2 separate regions of the Mus musculus genome follow, and region 1 is linked to region 2. A link is a loop called in an ENCODE intact Hi-C map of the cell type or tissue named here. Cell type or tissue: heart. All regions are shown on one strand. Links, peaks and the distances in the headings refer to the core of each region. The heading gives the core; the rest is flanking DNA.

The links. A loop is a pair of places that touch in the nucleus more often than their neighbours do. Peaks named below come from ENCODE experiments on the same cell type or tissue, not always from the same donor. Only the 100,000 strongest peaks of a DNase experiment are listed, where the experiment ranks them.
Region 1: it touches region 2 in a loop (2.6-fold over the local background); 3 of 42 quality-filtered maps call a loop at or near these places.

Annotation. Positions count from the first base shown.
Region 1 is chr12:27,499,857-27,504,241 of GRCm38, reverse strand. No RefSeq gene overlaps it. Among named protein-coding and RNA genes, the nearest start is that of Gm4166, 96 kb to the left of the region's middle. In heart, for the core only: no CTCF peak of the experiment used is centred there; no DNase peak of the experiment used is centred there.
Region 2 is chr12:27,340,894-27,345,278 of GRCm38, reverse strand. It overlaps Sox11 (SRY (sex determining region Y)-box 11), which reads left to right and starts at 2,561. Exons shown (of 1, transcript NM_009234.6): 1 at 2,561-4,385. The coding sequence starts at 2,871. The coding sequence ends at 4,058. Gm30855 (a long non-coding RNA gene) reads right to left here and starts at 125. Exons shown (of 3, transcript XR_381385.4): 1 at 1-125. In heart, for the core only: a CTCF peak has its summit at 2,171 (motif pointing left); a DNase peak (open chromatin) is centred at 2,498; H3K4me3 peaks cover 3,340 bases; H3K27ac peaks cover 3,167 bases.

The DNA of each region.
Region 1 (4,385 bases), core at 65-4,064, 160 kb before region 2:
GGATAGATTTTTTACAGCCCTCAGCCCTCGTAGTACATACATTATTATTCATGTTTTCTACATTGATGTCTAATCTATTTTTTAATGACTTGCAGCCATATGCTGGTCTCAATCTGCATAAAAAATACTCCCAAAGGGAGTGACCCAGTCCAGATCTAGATCAGCATTCATTCTTTACAGGAGTCTCTCTGTTTTCTTTTTTTAAAAAAAAAGAAGTTGGCAAAAATTATAGATTACAGTTCTCTACTGAAAATGGAAGACTTACTTTTTCCAAGATTTGATTTTTCCTTTTCTTGTGTAACACTGAGGGTGTAACCCAAGTCTTTGTTCCTGCTAAGCAGCAACTATTCTGTGAACTATGTCATTCAGCTCTCCTTTTACTATTAAAGGGGGGGGGCATTTATTTTTATCTTACGTGTATGGGTGCTTTGGCTGCATATATGTCTGTGCACCACTGTGTGCCTGGTGCCTCCAGAGGCCAGAAAGCATCAGATCCCCTGGAACTACAGCTATAGGTAGTCATGAGCAATGGTACAGGGACTCAAACCTGGGTCACTCTGCAAGAGCAGCCAGCTCTCCTAACAGCTGAGCCTTCTACCCAGCCTGTCTTCTACTTTTTATTTTAAAGCAGGTCTTTGCTAAGTTGCAAAGGCTACCTTGAACTCCTGATCTTCCTTGAGATTCCCAGAGATCACAAACCTTGGGCCTGGCCCAGCTTGAACTCCTTATAAAAGTAGTAAGGGAACTCCTTTTGCAGTCAATTGTTTGAAGCAAACTTCATTCTGGAGGGGAGGGAAGTGTTTCTGCCCCTGAGCACATATACACCCTCTAAGAGTATCTCACCCTCCACTCCCACCCTGCAGGCTCCCTTGCCTGGCAAACTCCTAGAGCTTAAGGGCTGCAGTTTAAGGACTAAAGCTAGGCCCCACCCTGTGGTTTTTACAAAAGCCTGAGGGGGGGTGGGGGAGCCATCAGGAGTCCTGAATAAAGCCAACCTCCTGCAGTAATAGCTCTGAAGACCAGGGGGAGCCTAGTACGCCTGGAAGCCAAGAGATCCTCAGCCCTTCCCTCTTCTCAGCAGTTGAAGGAGGGACTGCCTGTCTTCTGGTTCCACCTTTGCCTGGACAGGTAGCTTGCTATAGGGGCTTCCAAAATCCTGCAGGCAAGAATGCAGAAAGCCAACAAGTGCAGTCTTTACACATCAGAGAGGCCTTCCTGGCCTGGTATCTTGGCAGATGTTTGTGGCTCCTTCCCCTTTAAGGGCCCAGATGTGGACGGCTGCTGACAGCAGTTCGAAACTCTATCCCCTGGAGGCCGGTTGTCGACACCACTGCTCTCTGCAAGCAGGCTCTGTGCTCCAGCTTAATTAGTGGTGTGTCATTGGGGTGGGCCAAATTTTCTACCCTGGCATTGGGGGAGGTGTAAAGTTGCAGCCACAATTGTCTGGAGATGATTCTTGGGTCCAGATTACGTGAGCCTGGGGCACAGAGGGAGGGAGGGAACAGCCTTCTGCTGGAGCAGGTTCATAAACAGGTGAAGTTGAAGCAAGGGAGAGCTGCTCCTCGACCATTTTTCAGTGAAGCTTGTTCTTTTATGATTCTCTGTCAGGCTTGATTCTGCAGCAGGATTTTACTCCTGTTTCCTCTCCATTTGCATATTTCCTAGGAGACAGACTCCCATCTAATCATGGATTAGGATTTGGAAAATCAGTATATTTTATGCTTTTAGAATGTCATTTTCTCTGTGAAAATTGAAGGTGCATCACTTGTGTGTGCTGTAAGAACTGCTGTGTTTTTTTTTTTTCTAGTGCTGTGTAAATGTAAAGATGTCATTCACACTGGAATTACAAAGTTACCTAACAGGTAGTGGATTCTAAAGTCTACAATACATGAATACTTTCTCAGAATGCATCTCTCAATATGTGACATAATGTGTGGGGGGTTTTCTCAGTAGCTCTGCATCTGCATTCCATTGAGCAGGAAAGATTAAGTGATCATACGACGCACGCGCGCGCACACACACACACACACACTTGCTTATTTGTTAGAGTAAAATCACTTAGTATCAGGCAACCTATTCATATTCTGAACCTAAAAGTTCTAATCTTATCATAGTACAATTTAAATATATTTGCATTTGTATACATAAAATAGAAAATGTATTTTTAGGTAAATGCCTTAAATGTACTTGTCCACCATTGTATATGTGTCTATGTAATACATATACATGCTCAGGTGTCCAGGTTACCCTCCTCTACCTGTGTGTGTGTGTGTGTGTGTGTGTGTGTGTGTGTGTGTGTGTGTGTGTGTGCGCGCGCACGCAGTGCCAACATGCATATGTGCACATATATACTGAGGCCAGAATCTCTTCCACAACTGCTCTCTACTTTACATGGTTTTGATTCAAGAGAACCTGGAGCTCACTGATTCAATGAAGCTGGCTGACCATTGAGCTTCAGGGCTCTGCCTCCCTAGCACTGGGATTACAGATGGGTGCCACTGTATATGGATACTTGGTAAGGAATTAAGATCATCATGTTTGCTTGTCAGATACTTTAAGGATTGAGCTATCTCCCTAGCCCTCAAGGACATTTTATGTAGAAAATAAAAAAATAAAATAAAATAAAAATTACAACCACTGCTGGCACCATCCAGAGAGAGAAGGGGACTCAAGATGTGTATCAATAATATTTAGCAGATGGGATTCTGCCAGGTTCCTAGTGCTATCGATCCAAGAGACCCTGGCTCACTAACAGAGCTTTTCTCTGTCCACTTAGAACAGTAGTCCACAGGTAGAATTACCCATCTCAATTGCAATATAAATAAGCTAAGTATAGATAAAAATAATTGTCCATCACAGAAAAAAAAAAGTGGCAAATGTATGCTTCATGCTCTAAAAACCTGTGCTGAATAGGCCACCCGGCTGAAATCCATAGGAAGGCTGTTTCCTTCCTTTCTGCAATCTGAGATCAAGATCCAGGGCCACCTGTGACTTTGTTCCTGAGTCAGGAGTGAACAAGATCTAGATATTCACTGTGGCTTAATTGGGGTCTAATTAACTCGAGTGCTCTTAGGTGAAAAGAAAAACAAATATGGGAAAAAACAGAGTCCCAATGTCCCCAGGGGCCTTGGGGATTTCCAGAGGTTCCAGGAGCCAGATGGTTGCAGCTTCTATCAGCCAATCTATCGTACACAGCTCAGACAAACACCCAGGAAAAGCCAACTATAGCTTCGGTGTACTTTGGGCCCTGACATTAGTTTGAGGGAGCAAACACTTGGGCCTACAGGGGCAGCAAGAGAGACTGGAGGAGGATTGCTTTGCTGGGCTCTAGAGATGAGTCTAGGGGGTTGCTGCTAGTTAAGCAGATTCTGCCAGCCACCCAGGGGGTCCTTGGAGGGATTCTCATTTCTGACCCCACTGTTCGGGGGCATCTGGACTGGGACGTGGTCAGCCCTTGGCTGAAGACCTCCCCCCACCCCTTTTTTTCTAACGAGGCTCCCTCTGCTGCAGCAATAATTCAAGATGAGTGGAAACCAACCCAACCCAACCATGACGTCATCCTTGCAGCAGCTCAGACCTTCCCAGGCAGGGTTCAAATTACATTCTGGAGACAGACAAGAGTGTGAAGACTAAGCAGAAACTTAAAGCTCAATTATGCTAGATGTTTGGAGATAAAGGGGCTTCCAAATTCTTCACCATCTTGCGGGTCACACCCAGAGAATCTCAGCCAATGGAAAGGGCAAGTTGGGGTTTCCAAGAAGTCCAAGGAGACCAGTATAAATTCCTGTGTGTTCTGATGTCACGTTTCAAGATATTTTAAATATCATTTTATAGTTACTGTATTTGAAACAGGGTCTTACGTAGCTCAGACTCACTTCAGTTTTGCTAAACACTTGAGAATAACCTTAAACTTCTGAATCCCCTGCTGCCTGCACCTCCCAGGGGCTGAGATAACTAAAGTGCTGCACCACGTCTACTTTGTACGGTATTTGTACCTGGGTCTTGATACACACTCAGCAAACACTAGAAGCTGAGCTACCCATTGCTTGACAACGACTCTACCTACTAGGCTACATCTTCAGCCCCTCGAGACATCGCTGAAAAAAATTTTTTTTCATTATTTAATGCTGGATTTTTATTGTCAATCTTATTGGATTAAAAATTTCTAGAGCACAGCTTTGAGGTGAGGGTGTTTCCAGAGATGCTTAACTGAGAGAACTCCCCACCTGAATTTGGGGAGCACCAATTCATTCATGTGCTGGGATCTGGGACTGTAAAAGAATGAGGAAAGGAGAAAAGAAGCTATGCACCCCTGCCTCCTTCCACTGACCTGGGAGTTCTAGCCATCAACTCTCTCCATCATCACAACAGTTCCTCCATGCCTC
Region 2 (4,385 bases), core at 209-4,208:
CCTTTCTTCTTTCTTTTTAAAAGAAAAGTTAGACTTAGATTTTTCTCTTAGGAAAGAATAAAGTGTATACAATATAATTAGAAAAATAAAAGATGTTTACAGATTTTTCTAATCTTTTTTTCTTTCATTCCCAGTCCTTGAATAACTAGGGATGACAAAAAAAAAAAAAAAAAAAAAAAAAAAAAACCTGTGGGTAGACCACTATTATAGAATATCAATCTACCTGATCTTTTGTGAAAGCCTTCCTAAATGAGAAGACAGCAAGACTTGCTCTCAAGCCTGCTCCTCCAGCTGCCTTCCGGAACCCCCAATCTCTGCAACTGTTTACTAAAGGACCCAGCAAGGCCTCTGGACTCCCACAGCAAAATGCAGCCCTCTTATTTGGGATCCTCTTTCTCCAACAAATGACTCTTTAATCTTTGAACACAAGTTCTGTGTGATTTTGACTGGTATCCGCCACCCCCAGGAGCGCTACTGCCCTCTGGGAAAACACACACACACACACACACACACACACACACACACACACACACACACACACACACACTGACTCTGTCTGCCTCTCCTGAGGTCATTCATCTTCTGAAGCTGTGCACAATTTCATATCAGGAACGTAGCAAAACTAGGTGCAGAATTTAAACTGCCAAAGATTTTCAAACACGTTTTCTGTTACTGTATAATAAGATGGCAGATGGTCACAAGAGGTAGCTCTTGAGGTGAAATGAGTTCGAGACTAGCCTGAGGTGTGTAGAGTAAGATCCTGTCTCTAAACAAAACAAACCAACAACCGAAACAGGCCAGAGAGGGATGTGGAAGGGGAGATGCCAAGAAAATAAAAGAAATAATAAGAATGACAGTATATACCCCCATGCCTGACAATTGGAAGCTGAGATGAAATAGCTCCCTGTATTTAGAGTGTAGATTTCCCTTGTGATGGGGACTCGCTGGCCCCACCCCACCCTTGCCTGATGTCCCCATTGCTGGGAAATCAGGCAGCTAAGAGGAAAACAAGAGAGAATGTCTGGTTTGCCTCAAAGATGGATTTTTACACTCCACATGGGTTTTTCTACATCTCCAGACATCAGGTTAACCAGTATGTAAATTTTTTAGGTTCCAATAGCCTTAAACATTAAAATAAAATGCCAACATTATTAAGACTGAGGTTAACTTCAATAATACACGTGCTTGGATCGGTGCTTTTCTTTGGGGTGAATACGATAAGGGTGAAATACAGGGACCCCTCCCCCCTTTTTAAAAATAAAATGGCCTATGAAGACCTGGCACCATTCTATGTCCGGAGTGGGGATGTGTGGGAGATGAGAAGTGTAGTACCCTGTGCAGTACACCAACCTGAAAGGAAATATGTTTAGATAATTCCACTAGTCCCGGGCGGCCGATTTCTCGGGTGAGCAACTCCGGGTGGGGTGAGGGGCTGTAGATCTTAAGAACCAGCCCCCAGAACTGACAGTGGGTAGGTATGAGGAAAACAGGGTGAGCAGCCACGTTAAACAGAAAGCAGAAAGGCTTCGTTTCATTGTCCTCAGAAGAGCCATAGGTGGGTAAGAGACAACACAAAGAGAAGCGAGTTTCCAAGGAGCCCGGCAAAACCAGTAGGCAGGAGCCACCGCTCCAGCGGCAGCCTTAGCAGGCAAATAAGAAATATCTTCGCTTTAAACGAGAGTGCACTTCATTTTAGCTTTGGTTTGTACCGTTGGGTTAAAATAGCAAATGACCCAGAAGGTGCGTGCTGGGAGGCAGAGCTAGGGTTTCAGGACCGAGCTGCAGGGGAGGAGGGCGTAGGTGATGGACAGAGGAGGCGGGACGCGGGGAGTTGGGGAGGCCTATGGAGTAGAAAGTGGGGGAGGGGCGGCGATGCTGAGTCCCGGGCTGTTTCACCGATCCGGCCTGAATCCGTGAACTCCTTTCCGAACCGCTCCGGAGCCGCCCGGACACGGCGGTCTCCGAAGACCGTTACTCCAGCCGAACCGGCAGATGCGCGCGATCCAGGAGGGAAAACGAGAGGGGGAGAGACGGGACAAAACCCTGCGGGTGCGCGGGGAGGGGGGGAGGGAGGGCCCGGCGACCGGGCTCTAGAAAGAGGGAGAAAAAGAACCGGAGGATGAGCCCACGTGCACGGTGCCGCGCGGTGTCGAAGCGCCACCTTCTGCTGGATAGCGGCGCAGCGCGATCGCGCGCGGGTTTAGGGCGCGACGCGCCCAGGATGAGCAGGGGCACCCACTCGCGGTGCCCGGGTGGGTGCATCTGCACTGGGGTTCAGTCCATCGTCCCGCGCCCTTGAGTCCGCGCTGGCGTCTCTCGCTCCGTCCTGCATCCGCCCGGGGGACACGCGCAGCTGTGCGCACTCGCGGATTTCTTTTGAAAAAATAACATATTTCTAGACAACTCCCCCCGCCCCCCATCTTTGCAAACTGGCCAGGAGGCGGGGCTGGAGGTGGGGCCCGTGGTTAATAACGGGAGATAGGCGGAGTCGGGACCAGCCATTGGCTGGTGGGAGTAGTGATGTCACCCATATGACACCCTGATAACGAGTTGAGAGAGAGCCCTCAACTTTTTGCAGAAGAAGCGCGCGCGCCTGGGAGTGCTTGGGGTCCGGCGCTTGCGGCGGCTGCCAGGAGTGAGAGAGCGAGAAATCAAGCGAGTGAGAGAGAGAGCGCGGGTCCCGGGCCGCCGCCGCCTCCTCTCCGGTCGCCGCCGCAGCCGCCGACGCAGCAGGGAACGGGGCCGGGGGGGAGGGGGGCAGCCGCGGACGCGCGCGGCCAAGGACTTTGCAACTTGCCGGAGAAGGTGGAGGGGCGGGAGGGGGAGGGGCGCCCGCGCAGGAGACCGAGCGCCCAGCCCCGCCGCGGACCATGGTGCAGCAGGCCGAGAGCTCGGAAGCCGAGAGCAACCTGCCCCGGGACGCGCTGGACACCGAGGAGGGCGAGTTCATGGCGTGCAGCCCGGTGGCCCTGGACGAGAGCGACCCGGACTGGTGCAAGACGGCGTCGGGCCACATCAAACGGCCCATGAACGCCTTCATGGTGTGGTCCAAGATCGAGCGCAGGAAGATCATGGAGCAGTCGCCCGACATGCACAACGCCGAGATCTCCAAGAGGCTGGGCAAGCGCTGGAAGATGCTGAAGGACAGCGAGAAGATCCCGTTCATCAGGGAGGCGGAGCGCCTGCGCCTCAAGCACATGGCTGATTATCCCGACTACAAGTACCGGCCGCGCAAAAAGCCCAAGACGGACCCAGCGGCCAAGCCCAGCGCGGGCCAGAGCCCCGACAAGAGCGCGGCGGGCGCCAAGGCAGCCAAGGGCCCCGGCAAGAAGTGCGCCAAGCTCAAGGCGCCTGCGGGCAAGGCGGGCGCGGGCAAGGCGGCGCAGCCGGGGGACTGCGCCGCGGGCAAGGCAGCCAAGTGCGTCTTCCTGGACGACGACGATGAAGACGACGACGAAGATGACGAGCTGCAGCTACGGCCCAAGCCGGACGCTGACGACGACGACGACGAGCCCGCGCACTCGCACCTGCTGCCGCCGCCGACGCAGCAGCAACCCCCTCAGCTGCTGAGGCGCTACAGCGTGGCCAAGGTCCCCGCCAGCCCCACGCTCAGCAGTGCCGCCGAGTCCCCCGAGGGCGCGAGCCTGTACGACGAAGTGCGCGCGGGCGGCCGGCTCTACTACAGCTTCAAGAACATCACCAAGCAGCAGCCTCCGCCCGCGCCTCCCGCGCTGTCGCCCGCGTCCTCCCGCTGCGTGTCCACCTCCTCATCCAGCGGCAGCAGCAGCGGCAGCGGCGCCGAGGATGCAGACGACCTCATGTTCGACCTGAGCTTGAATTTCTCCCAGGGCGCGCACAGCGCCTGCGAGCAGCCACTGGGCGCGGGAGCGGCGGGGAACCTGTCCCTGTCGCTGGTGGATAAGGACCTGGATTCCTTCAGCGAGGGCAGCCTGGGTTCCCACTTCGAGTTCCCCGACTACTGCACGCCGGAGCTGAGCGAGATGATCGCGGGGGACTGGCTGGAGGCGAACTTCTCCGACCTGGTGTTCACGTATTGAGAGGCGCAGGGCTCCTCGGGAGGCAGTCGTGGCGGTCAGGATAAAGAGGATGGTGGGGGGAGGGGGAGAAGATGCTCATGGTCAGAGAGATGTGGCGCTGAGAAATTGGAAACGGTGATGAAATGTTGTTGGAGTTAAAGTGAAATGAGTAGTTTTAAACAGATTTTCCAAGTTTTTTTTTTAATTTTTATTTTTAAAAAATTTTTTGGTCTCCCCACTCTTCCCGTCCTTTATCGTGTCTCAAGGTAGTTGCACACCTAGTCTGGAGTTGTGATTTTTTCCCCACCCGTAAAAAAACGTGTTTTGTAATTTCTATTTCTTTTTCCT